3 separate regions of the Homo sapiens genome follow, and all the other regions are linked to region 2. The links are chromatin contacts, found by Hi-C or POLR2A ChIA-PET in ENCODE. All regions are on one chromosome and are shown on one strand. The core of a region is the stretch at or near the end of the contact, and the rest is flanking DNA. Distances in the headings are between cores, read along the strand shown. Region 1 overlaps CD44 (CD44 molecule (IN blood group)). Region 2 overlaps PAMR1 (peptidase domain containing associated with muscle regeneration 1). Region 3 overlaps CD44 (CD44 molecule (IN blood group)).

Region 1 (3,953 bases), core at 1-2,500, 260 kb after region 2:
CAAGATAATGGTGTAGGTGTTACACCCCAATCTTCATGTCCACATTCTGCAGGTTCCTTGTCTCATCAGCTGTCATAAACTGGTCTGGAGTTTCTGACGACTCCTTGTTCACCAAATGCACCATTTCCTGAGACTTGCTGGCCTCTCCGTTGAGTCCACTTGGCTTTCTGTCCTCCACAGCTCCATTGCCACTGTTGATCACTAGCTTTTTCTTCTGCCCACACCTAATAATTTAAAAAATGTACCATATCAGAAAGATTGCAGTGACTCAGGCATCAGATCATCATCCTTACTGAGCACCATCATTGATGATCACTATGGTTTATGATGGCTTTAGTGTGTGCCAAGCACTGTGCTAGGGGTTTTCTCTACTTTAACAACTAACAACCAGCACTTAACAACCAGACTCATAACAACCAGCACTCCTCAAAGTGAGGTCCCTGGACCAGCAGCAAAAGCATCATCTTGGAACCTGTTAGAAATACAAATTCTCAGCCCCACCCCAAACCTGCTGAATCAGAAAACTCTAGAGTTGGAGCCCAGGATCTGTGGCTTCTCTGCACAGTCAAATTTGCAACCCCTCAGGGGCTTCTCTGCACAGTCAAGTTTGCAAACCAGCAACTAAGACTCCAGGAAGCCGGTGTTATTATTATATTCTCTATATTCCAAGTGAAGAAACCTTGGGGATCAGAAAATTCAGTAACTTCCCCCAAGTAACTCAGCAAGTAAGAAAGAGGATTCAAACCCTGGTCTGTCTGACTCTCAAGTTCTGATTCTCTTTCTATCTTACTTCACAATGGAAATGTTTGCCTCTTTTAAGCATTTTAGCAGTTTCTGCAGATTTAGATAAACCATCAACATGATGATTGTAAATCATTCTGATTTGTATATTCCAGAAAGTCCCATAACTTCCTCTCCCAGTCAACACTTTGTCGGCCTTGTCAGCATTATTACTGAATGTATCGAGAAGAATAAAACAACATTTTTCTAGAGGTATAAGGCCATAGTGATGTTTTCCTAACATTGGCTAACTCATACAACCCTGATATAGGAAGTTTAATAACATAAGACAAATTATTCTCGTTAATTTAAGGTTTCTCAAACATTACTTAAGACCCAAACGCAAAAGAAAGTTGCTATGGAAGAGTACGACCTTGATCTTTTCCCTGGTTACTGTCCATTGCTTCACCCCACCCAGCCTAATGCAATGCTTCCTCTTTCCTGTAACATATCACTACTACACATATACGAGTCAGACTATGCTTAGAGGAAGGAAAGTTGCATAGCTTCACAACTACAAGCAAGATGGGGATTCAGGGAAGCAGATTACCTCCTGAATACCAGACATTTTACATGTAATTTTCTGTAATTCTTACAACACTCTTTCAAAGCAGCTATTGTTCCCATAATACAGCAATGGAAACTGAGGCCAAAAGAGGTTTAATAACTTGCTCGAGGTCACACAGAAAGTAAGAATGACAGAGCCAATATTCAAATCCAGGCCTTTATGACCAAAGCCTGGGCTCTGCCTGGCTCTGTCAATGCTGCCAGCCCTCTGGAGATTTGGAAACAGTATGAAGTCAGAATTGTTCACTTTGCCTCTGGATATTTGGAGTAATAGTGACAAAGCCTCTATTATTCATGATCATGGACCATTCCCTGTAGGACTGCCAAGGCCATAAACTTTAAGCTCTTGTTTGGGGAAATAAAAATTATACCTCCTCAACAGGAGGTAGATCCTGTCTCCTCTAGCATAAGGCTTGATGAGGGGTTGGGGGAAGGATGCTTGAACTGTGAAACAGATTCATGGGGACCAGGAATACAGATGGAGTCCAGCAGGATGCATGGTCAAGAAAAGGGCCTTGGAGGCCAGGTGCAGTGGTTCACTCCTGTAATCCCAGCACTTTGGGAGGCCAAGGCGGGTGGATCACTTGAGCCCAGGAGATTGTGACCAGCCTGGGCAACATGGTAAAACCCAGTCTGTATTCAAAATACAAAGATAAGCCGGCTGTGGTGGCATGTGCCTGTAGTCTTAGTTACTTTGGGGGCTGAGGTGGGAGAATTACTTGAGCCCAGGAAGTCGAGGCTGCAGTGAGCTGTGTTTGTGCCACTGCATTCCAGCCTGGGTGACAGAGTGAGACCCTGTTTCAAAAAAGAAAAAGAGACCAGGCACAATGGCTCATGCCTGTAATCCCAACACTTGGGAGGCTGAGGCAGAAGGATCACTTGAGGTCAGGAGTTCGAGACCAGCTGGCCAACATGGTGAAACCCCATCTCTACCAAAAATACAAAAATTAGCCGGTCATGGGGGCATGGTGGTGCGTGGCTGAATCCCAACTACTCAGGAGACTGAAGCAGGAGAATTGCTTGAACCTGGGAGGTGGAGGTTGCAGTAAGCTGAGATTGCATCACCGCACTCCAGCCTGGGTGACACAGTAAGACTCCGTCTCAAAAAAAAAAAAAAAAAAAAAAGGAAAAAAGAAAGAAGAAAAGGGGCTCGGAAGGCCTGGTTTTGAGAACTTACTGCTATGTGACCTGGGGCAACTCACTTAACCTCTCTGAGCCTCAGTTTTGCATCAATAATACCAGGTTACTAAGAGTAGCAATATCATAGGATTGTGAAAAGCCCTTGAAACAGAGACTGTCACTAAATAAATGAGTCTATTGTTATTATTCTTGCTCTTATGAGGGGTAAGGAAATAATTGTTATTCTTGCTCTTATGCGGGGTAAGGAAACTAAGGTTTGGGTTAACACTTAGAACAGTATCTGGAGCACAGTAAGCTTTCAAGTGCTATCTATAATTGTTAATATAACAAAAGCCATATGAAATGAATTTTGCTTGTTTCTCCTGGCTGCCTCCACCTACCTCGTTATTATTTACTATGAAGAGGATTTAAAAGGCTCAAGGTAGAATACTGCTTGTGTTACTTCCAATTCCCTGGCCCCTGTGTTCTTTGGAGGAAAGTTGTCTAGTTAAAGTAATTCCCATTTCCCTAACCAATGGGTGGTTGAGGGATGGAATGAAATATTGTGGGAAAGTGATTTATGAGCATAAAAAATATGTCTGTGCATGGGAGTGGGTGGGGATTAATGTTGTTAATCTAAACGAAGCTGATCTTGACAGTGGATAACATTTGACCTATAGGACACAGGAATATTGTGCTTGGTTTTTGGTTGGCCTGCATTTCCCTTTGGATTTATGTGTTTCTATCTGTCTGAGTAGTTTCAGGAGGGTAGGATGATTCTCATAAATAACTCATTCCAATATTCAGTGCTCTAGGCGTCTAATAAGTGCTTTTAAGAGACAAATTCTAATTTTTAAGTTATTCCTAGTTATAAGAATTTAAGAAGGAGCACTAGACCTTAAGGGGCTTCAGAGATCATCTAGCCCAGCTTCTTCATTATGTAAACTGGACACCAAGTCCAAGAAGTATTGTCCAAAGTTTCACAGCTTGTTATGGCACTGCACTGCAAGAATCACAGCTTGGATTTTCTGTTTTTGTTTGTTTGTTTGTTTGTTTGTTTTGTTTTGTTTTTTACAAAGTCTCACTTCATCAACCAGGCTGGGGTGCAATGGCACTATCTCGGCTCACTGCAACCTCTGCCTCCTGGGTTCAAGAAATTCTCCTGCCTCAGCCACCCAAGTAGCTGGGATTACAGGCACCCGCCACCACACCTGGCTAATTTTTGTGTTTTTAGTAGAGGTAGGGTTTCTCCATGTTGGCCACGCTGGTCTCAAACTCCTGACCTCAAATGATCTGCCTGCCTCAGCCTCCCAAAGTGCTGGGATTACAGGTGTGAGCCCCCGCGCCCAGCCACAGCTTGGATCTTCTGACTCTGAAGATCAGAGATCCTCATGGATCTGTGTCTTACCTTTATCTCCTCTTCCCTTAAATCTCAGGCATTAGCTGAGCACACAGCAATCACACAGTGTGGAAGGAGGCAGACTGAG
Region 2 (4,163 bases), core at 288-2,787:
TCTGTGAAAACAGTGCTTGACCATAAGAAGACATCAATATGATGTTATTAGGTTCTTATCACCCTCACCTCATACTGGCACTAAATAAATGTGTAGGGAATTCATAGGAAGAAGTAATTCATTTCACTCTTTGTTGAATGCCTGCCTGGTGCTGAGCACTATGCTGCCTGCCTACGTTAAGGGTCGCCTACATATGGCTGGGACACAGCGCCGGAGCCCCATGGCAGTGCAAGCATTTTCCCACTAGATGGCGCCCAAGCGATCCTTTCAGACAACGTTATCCTGAAGGCGCTTCCTTCTGAGTGTCTCTGAAGAGCCTGGGCATTTTTTTTTCCTGAGTACCATACAGAGCCTTAGAAGGAGGGAGGAGTGGCGGGCAAGTGCCAGAAGGATCAGAGCTGTTTTATATGTGGGTTAGAGAGCATCTGGCACTGAACAGATGCAGTAGCACCTTTATTTGCTCACTGTCCTTGACAATGTTTATATTACTAACCTAACTAATGACAACCTTAAAATTCATTATGGAATTGATTCATGCATAACCATTGGCAGGTTGTATTATCCAGGAGGATGGGCAAACGGCCTGAGGCTATTGAGCCCAGGAGAGAACTTATTCACATCTTTCTGCCCAGGAAAGATTGGTTTAGTAATCTCAGAATATCCAGACTAAGAGCTACTGGCACTTTATCGCCATTAAAAAAAGAGCTGTTCTTTCTACCTTTCTCCACTCTTTAATGTAAAACCTTCAATTCTACAGAGAGTTGAAAGAATAGTATACATCCATATGCTCCTTTCCAGGATTTGCCACTTTTTATCATTCTCCAACATCTGGCTCTCTCTCTCTTTTTCTGCACTTTAAGACTCATGAATTTTAATTTTTTTCTGTTTCATAGTGTTATCATAATTTTTCTTTTGATGCTTAGATTGTTTCAGATTTGGCCCGTTAAGCAGGCTGCACCTCATTTCTCCTTGAGCACTTACTTGCATTCTACCCCTGACCCTCAAATGTTTTAAGTTCACCTTGATTTTCTATGCCCAGGTCTTGAAACAAGCTATTTCTCCCTGCATCCTGGTTTCTTATAGTGGGAAATTGTATTTAGGAACTGCGATTTGGGTGCTGGCTATTAGAGGTGCTGATATCCAAAGTCGAAACCAAGGCTTCCTCTTAGGGTTTCTTAAACTCAAAAGTTGCGTTCTGAAGTGGAACCACTCTGCTGACTTCCACTGCTGACCACTGGACTGGTGTTGGTTTAGCTTGGCCCTAGGCTGAGTTCCTTGGCCATCAAAAAAGATGAGCAGCAGGAGGGCCCAAGAGCGACCCAGAATGCCACACTTCTAGCTGGCATGGCAGTGATCCCAGCCTTTCAGTCCCTGAAGGATACTGGGCATCTAAGGAGGTTAGGAAAGCAACCCAGATGAGAGGATTTATGGGGAGAGATTATAGGTCCTTAATACATTTATCTTCTTAGTCATATTTTGGACAGAGGCAGAGAAACAGAGGAACTGGCCATAAGCCATGCCCAAAAATGTTTGTAGGGTGAGTTATCGGAGAGGAAGAGGATTTGTGCAGGCCGATTCCTGAGCCATAAGTAGGAATGATTAAGAGCAAACTTAAGGGGAGTGGGGAGAAGGCTTACAAAGCTGTGTGTTACTGACTTTCGGGGCTGCCCTCCAGGGGAGCTGCGGAATCGCCTAGGGTGGAGTTACTGAAAGCTGCCTCATCTCGCTCCAGACTTTTGTGTCCTGATGCTCCCAGAAAAAGAACAATGCTCAGGTCGATTCAAACTGGGGATGGTATTAGGTGGCAGTTAGCAGCCTGGGCTTGGATTTGAATCTCTGTTTCTTTCCTGGCTTTGGGCAAGGTTACCCAATCTTTGTGAATCTCAGTTTCCTCATTTACAAAATTGGGATCCTCATAGTGGCCTTGAGAGTTTTTGTGAAGATTAAGTGAAGAACTGTCTATAAATCCCTTAATATGGAGTCTGGTATATAGTAAGTGCTCAATAAATGGTGGATAGAGTCTGGTATATAGTAAGTGCTCAATAAATGGTGGATGCTATTCTTATAATCCAGAGCCATGAAATGAGCTCTATTTGTTAGTTGTTGTTTTGGGTGGCAGGGGAAGAAATCAATATAGGGCCAGAGAAGAAAGATAATAAAAGAGAAGCCTTTAAGGTTAGAGAATACACACTGGGCACAAGGAGGTAGTCTTCACCAGACAAAGTATTGTATGGCAAATAGTATTTTATATTTTATGTGCTGAAGCTCTTTGACCACAGAGAATTCATGTTTAAATCTTTGCAGAGGATTTTATGTTGTTAAAGAACTCATCAATCATAGCTCAGCTTCTGGTGAAGGTATAGAAGGATGTGAAAGACCTTCCCTCCTGCTCAAACAGTAAGAAATCACTAGATTAAACCAAAGAAAATAACAGTTTTCATTAAAACCATAATATGAAATCTAAAAGAATTTAAACTCCAGAGGGGTGAATTCTTCCAGGATGAGCAAGAGATTCGGGATGCTTCATACTTGAAGGCAGCTGCTGCGGTTGGGGGCAGGGCAAGTGCAGGAAGGGGCCTACCAGAGAAGGAGGAGGAGAAGACAGGAAAACTTTTGAATCTATGGGCTGACCAGTTGAACTTAAATCTAGAAGAGACTCCAAGGCAAAGACAATCCTCTCCACCAAGTATTTTATTAAATGGAATTTGCCTGTGCAAGCAGAGGCTGGAATGAGGCTACGAAGCAGGAGATCTTGGGATGTTGTCACCTTGCAGCTTTATAAGCTTGTGGTCTCAAAGTCTCACAGTCTCATGGGCTCACAGCTTCCCAGTCTTGTAGTCACAGGAGTGCAGGAAGCTGGGGGAAGGAGGAGATGAAAATCAAAGAGAGATTTCCTTAGGTTTATGGGGTTTGAATTTCAAGGCTCTTCTGGTGAGATTATAGCTTCAGTCCTGCCCCAAATCAGCTTAACCCTTGATTGGGTCAAACTGATTCATCCCTGATCAGTTCTCCCACCAGCCTAATAGAGGAGAGGGCGTTTGCAATCAAAGGAAACAATAGATCTCTTGTTGTGAACAAGCAAGGAAATAAGATCTACATTCAAGAGAACAACCAGTCAAAAGAAATAGAGCATGGGTGATGAAATGGAAATTTTCAAACAAGAAACTTTTACATAACTTTAAAATAAATGCACTAAAAGATTGACAGGAAAAGATGACTATAATGGATGAAGACATGAAAAATTCACCAAATCAATGAGCAAAAATCACAAACATTCCTATACATCAACAATAGACAAGCAGAGAGCCAAGTCATGAATGAACTCCCATTCACAATTGCTACAAAGAGAACAAAACACCTAGGAATACAGATAACAAGGGACATTAACTACCTCTTAAAGAGAACTACAAACCACTGCTCAAGGAAATGAGCGAGGACACAAACACATGGAAAAACATTCCATCCTCATGGATAGGAAGAATCAATATTGTGAAAATGGCCATACTGCCCAAAGTACTTATAAATTCAGTGTTATTCCCATCAAACTATCATTGACATTCTTCACAGAATTAGAAAAAAATTACTTTAAATGCCATATAGAACCAAAAAAGAACTCATATAGCCAAAACAATCTTAAGCAAAAAGAACAAAGCTGGAGGCATCATACTACCTGACTTCAAACTATATTACAAGGCTACAGTAATCAAAATAGAATGGTACTGGTGCCAAAACAGACATACAGACCAACGGAACAGAACAGAGACCTCAGAAAAAACACCACACATCTACAACCATCTGATCATCAACAAACCTGACAAAAACAAGCAATGAGGAAAGGATTCCCTGTTTAATAAATGGTGCTGGGAAAACTGGCTAGCCATATGCAGAAAACTCAAACTGGACCCCTTCCTTACATCTTATACAAAAATTAACTCAAGGTGGATTAAATACTTAAATATAAAGCCCAAAACTATAAAAACCCTAGAAGAAAACATAGGCAACACCATTCAGGACATAGGCATGGGCAAAGACTTAATGACGAAAATGCCAAAAGCAATTGCATCAAAAGCTAAAATTGACAAATGGGACCTAATTAGACTAAAAAGCTTCTGCACAGCAAAAGAAACTATCATCAGAACAAATAAGCAACCTACAGAATTGGA
Region 3 (4,281 bases), core at 1,025-3,524, 300 kb after region 2:
TTAAAGGAAGTTACAGATATAACTCTTCATTTATTATTTTTAAGCATCTACTCAACACTTATATGCCAGACCATATAAAAGGAGAAAAGAAGATGAGCATGTTTCTGTCCCTGCTTCTGATAAACTCACAAGGTCATGGGGGACTGTAATAATTAATATTAATTTAGCTTTTTACAGTTTTCAAAAATATTTTCCAAAATTATTACACTTGAAAATAAGGGCATATAGCCAACCTGGGAGATTTAGGGGAGTATCTATCTTGTTTCTCTTGGAAATATCAGCAGAAACTGACGCAACCTATGAGATGCTTCTGATATTTGTATGTTGTGCATACCTGGAACCAGGCTTTGGATTATGGCTTCTTGATGCCAGGGATGAAACAATCTCCCCTAACTTCAAATATAACTGCAAGTAACAGTACACTGGGAATTTCCAGGCAGCAAGTTGTAATAGAATGGAGCATGATGTCACAAACCCTAAGACAGTTTTGTAAATTATTAGAGCATTTGTTCACATGGACCCCCTTCATGCTCCAATTCACCTTAACTTTTATAAAGAACATCAAATCTGGCAAATATGCTTAGTGGATTGACCCAAATGTGCAATTAACAGACTCATGCTCTCATGTCGGATTCCAGGGCCTTATTAGATAGCCTTTCTTTCCATTTAATGAGCTCTGTACTGCTTGGAAAGCTAGACCTGGTGAGGTGTTCCTGAATCTGAGGACTTGTTAGAAATTCTCTGAGGTGGGCTTTCTCATAAACCTTGGCTTCAACACACCAAAATAACCAAGAGAAACATTAATTATTCAGTCTAACCACTAATCTCTGGTTGCCAGATAGAAAGGCACCCTCTTCAATGCTTGATACATTTTAGGTATCTCATAAATATTCTCAAATAGTTGTTGAATAAAGGAGGAAATGGATAAACAAGTACATGTAGAATCTTCCCTTTAATTCTACCCTCAAAAGAAAATGAGGCACTTGACTGAAAGCAAGCTTAATAAATGAATCAATTCAAGTCAGTTCTGTGTTCACACAGAAGTCACCAGGCTCACGTTGGGCCTCAACCACTGAAAATGAGGGAAAAAAAATCACAAAGGCCTTTTCAAGTTCTGCCTTATTTTCATTTGTTAGCCACAGGCCATGTTTTCTAAAAATACTGCTAAAACTTAAGCTTATGGAAGCTATCTACTAAGATCAAGCTGACTTTTATCCCTGTAGCCGTTTTATGGGGGGGATCACAGCACTGGGACATGACCACCTGCTAGCAGCTTTCAGGCTAAATTAGATTCAGGGATCCTTGCAATGAAATCTTTGCATAGGGCAGTTTATCAAAATCTTTAGCTCACTTAATACCCCTATCATCTGACTCTAATCCAAGACATTCAGAATTTATTTATCCTTAAACACATTTATCCTCTTCTCCAGTTTCTTTCTTTTTTTTTTTTTGTCTCATTGCTTCAACAAGATTGTTAACTCCTTTAAGACAAGAAATGTAGCCTCCAGTTCTTTCTTACTCCATCTCTGCCTAGTGCAGTACTGAGCACATAGAGGTGATCAATAAATATTCCCTTTAAACTTAAATAAAAACTTACAAAAGTAGCCATCAATATCGAGTCAATTTGGAAAATAGACAAAAGGAAAAATATTACTTCTAGCTTTATTATTTAATTCATCCATTTTAGTAAGGAACATACCCCCTGTACTTCTCAAGCTTTTCAACTGAACTAACCCTCCAAAGAGAAGAAAATTAATCAATGCTCTTGCTCCCAACTCCAGGTATGGGCCCAACCTCATGAACAAAATTAAGGATAGAAACAAGTCTCAGTCGCAGCCTGCCTAGATGGCTTCGATGCCAGGCAATAAAACAGTGTGAGCTTCTATCTGAGTTGAGGTTCCTTTTAGCAAGTGAAACCAACTTGCAAAACAGGTAAGACAATGTGGGTATGCAACTACATAATTTATTGCATACATTCACTCAGCAAGACTCAATGGGAGATGCAATAAGCAGTGCCCAGAGACTCAGGAGTGTATAGCCTCATGCCAGCCCTTTCCCAATGAGTCAACCTCTTCATCTAAAGCACAAGCTTTTCCCAATGTCTCCCTCTGACCTGTTGCACTGAGATGGAGCTAGCTAGACCACATGTTGCTCTATGTCTATTTCTTACTTTTTTATATGTGGTTTTCTCATTATAATATCATTAGAACGACATGCTAGACATGGGTATGGGAACTGAGTATGTATGAGTCGTGTACTACTTAGTGTTAATTGGACTCCCTTCCCTTTAGTCAAACTCCATTTGTGTTCTTCACTCATATAACAGGGAGGAGTAAACATTCTACAGTTTTCTGTTCCTGTTTCGTATGTCTCTCGATAGATTCAGTGACCTGTAAATTTTTGTCAAAATCTACTGGCTTCACGCACTCCATTTCAACTAGCCAGCCCTGATACTTTGTCCTAAACTCTAGATTTCTTCTCTGAATTTCCACTCTGATCCCTACTGTTCACACAACAAAGGGTAGGTGGTGTAGACTAAAGCCACTGATGTAATCTCACAATTAATTTTAATTTTTGGGTTTTTTTTAGTAGTGAGTAGAAGAAAGATCTCATAATTAAGTTGATGTCCTTTTTATAGTTTAAAAATCCATGCAGCTTTTTATATTTTACTACCATATATATGGTATATGTATATTTATATTTGATGTATATGGTATATATATCTGTGATATCTTGATTTTATATATATAAATGTGTATATATTTATATATACATATATACATATATATAAATATAAATTTATATATAATATATAATATTTATATATATAAAATTTATATATATTATATATAATTTATATATAATATAATATATAATATATATTATATATTATATTATATATAGAATTATATATAATATATATATATAAATTTATATATAAATATAATTTTTATATATTTATAATATATATTTAAATATATAAATATAATTTATATATAAATTTATATAAATAAATATAAATATATAAATATAAATTTATATAAATGAATATAAATATATAAATATAAATAAATATTTATAAATATATATAAATAAATATATATATAAATATATATATATGTATATGTATATATCTGTGTTTGTCTCAGGCTGATAATGTCTTAAGTCCCTTTCCAGCTAATTTAACATCCCCTTCACATCTTTAGGGAAAACTGACACTCCAGCAAGATGTACCAAGTTTACCTCAAGGCTTCATCTTTCCCTTCACCCAACTTCAAACCTTCCATGGGAACAGAAGGCCCAGTTTAAGAGGTAAGACTTTTGATAGTTGGCATCGAGATATTTGACATTTATATTTTGATCCTTCTCAAAAAATTCTGAAAATTCATGATGCATAGAATTCTTTAATTTTGCTAGGACTTGAATAAGGCTCATAAGCCTGATTTTCTAGGTTAATGGTTGGGAGAAAGTCACAAAGACATAGAGAAAGGCTGGCCTGTGTCCTAGCATCTACATCTTAACTTAGGTTTCTTCTTCTCTGGTTCTTTCAACTGTTGGGTAAGGGATATTTAAGAAGGTCAAAGGCATACCATATACTCTCCAAGGCTTTTTTCCAGCCCTCTCATATAATAAATACCTCTCAGCTAAGACATTTGACTTACACCCCAAAGCTATCATTAGATTCATGTCACTCCCTTATTCAAAACCTGTAATGACTTCCCATCACACTGAGAATGAATCACCCCGTTAGCTGGCCCTTGCTTAGCTCTCTGACTTTATTCCTTGGCATTCTCCCTTCTGAGCACTGATATTCTCAGAACAGTCCAGGAGGCACTTTCCCTGACCACCTTCTCAGAAAATAAAAGCATCCCTAGCACTCATTAGCCTCGTATTTTGCTTTCTTTTTTATAGCACTTTTATCACTTTCAGACTTCATATAGGGCAAGCTTGTCCAACCTGCGGCTCACAGGCCTTGTGTGGTCCAGGATGACTTTGAATGTGGTCCAACACAAACCCGTAAACTTTCTTAAAACATTATGAGATTTTTTTTGTGTGATTTTTGTTTGTGTTTTAGCTTATCAGCTACTCTTAGTTTTAGTGTAATTTATGTGGGGCCCAAGACAATTCTTCTCCCAATGTGACCTAGGGAAGCCAAAAGATTGGACAGTCCTGAATGGTATTTAATATTTATTTGTTTATTGTTTGCCTCCCCAATTTAGCATGTAAGCTCCATGGAGACAGGAATGTTGGCTCTGCTGTACAGATATTCAGTGAGCATTT

What was found. A loop is a pair of places that touch in the nucleus more often than their neighbours do. ChIA-PET counts read pairs that join two places held with the same protein, here RNA polymerase II (POLR2A). Pooled maps may share reads with other maps.
Region 1: a loop to region 2 is called in a map of naive thymus-derived CD4-positive, alpha-beta T cell, with 5 times the contacts of the local background. The contact joins two enhancer-like sites. A Hi-C loop is called at or near these places in 2 of 168 maps with a recorded cell type or tissue (IMR-90 and naive thymus-derived CD4-positive, alpha-beta T cell), 1 of 37 single-sample maps with no recorded cell type and 5 of 50 pooled maps.
Region 3: a loop to region 2 is called in a map of chondrocyte, with 2.1 times the contacts of the local background. The contact joins two enhancer-like sites. A Hi-C loop is called at or near these places in 1 of 168 maps with a recorded cell type or tissue (chondrocyte) and 3 of 50 pooled maps. POLR2A ChIA-PET finds 5 or more read pairs at or near these places in 1 of 52 experiments (AG04449).

The regions. Positions count from the first base shown.
Region 1 is chr11:35,225,400-35,229,352 of GRCh38, reverse strand. It overlaps CD44 (CD44 molecule (IN blood group)), which reads right to left. Exons shown (of 18, transcript NM_000610.4): 18 at 1-224. The coding sequence ends at 20. Among named protein-coding and RNA genes, the nearest start is that of CD44-AS1, 12 kb to the right of the region's middle. Within about 2 kb of position 1,250, at least 3 of the 41 ENCODE cell types and tissues checked have a DNase peak (open chromatin) inside an H3K27ac peak, as active enhancers do.
Region 2 is chr11:35,481,970-35,486,132 of GRCh38, reverse strand. All of the region lies in intron 3 of PAMR1 (peptidase domain containing associated with muscle regeneration 1), which reads left to right. Among named protein-coding and RNA genes, the nearest start is that of PAMR1, 42 kb to the left of the region's middle. RefSeq lists a silencer at 145-194. Within about 2 kb of position 1,537, at least 2 of the 41 ENCODE cell types and tissues checked have a DNase peak (open chromatin) inside an H3K27ac peak, as active enhancers do.
Region 3 is chr11:35,180,509-35,184,789 of GRCh38, reverse strand. The region is part of intron 3 of CD44 (CD44 molecule (IN blood group)); the gene reads right to left. Among named protein-coding and RNA genes, the nearest start is that of SNORD164, 20 kb to the right of the region's middle. Within about 2 kb of position 2,274, at least 3 of the 41 ENCODE cell types and tissues checked have a DNase peak (open chromatin) inside an H3K27ac peak, as active enhancers do.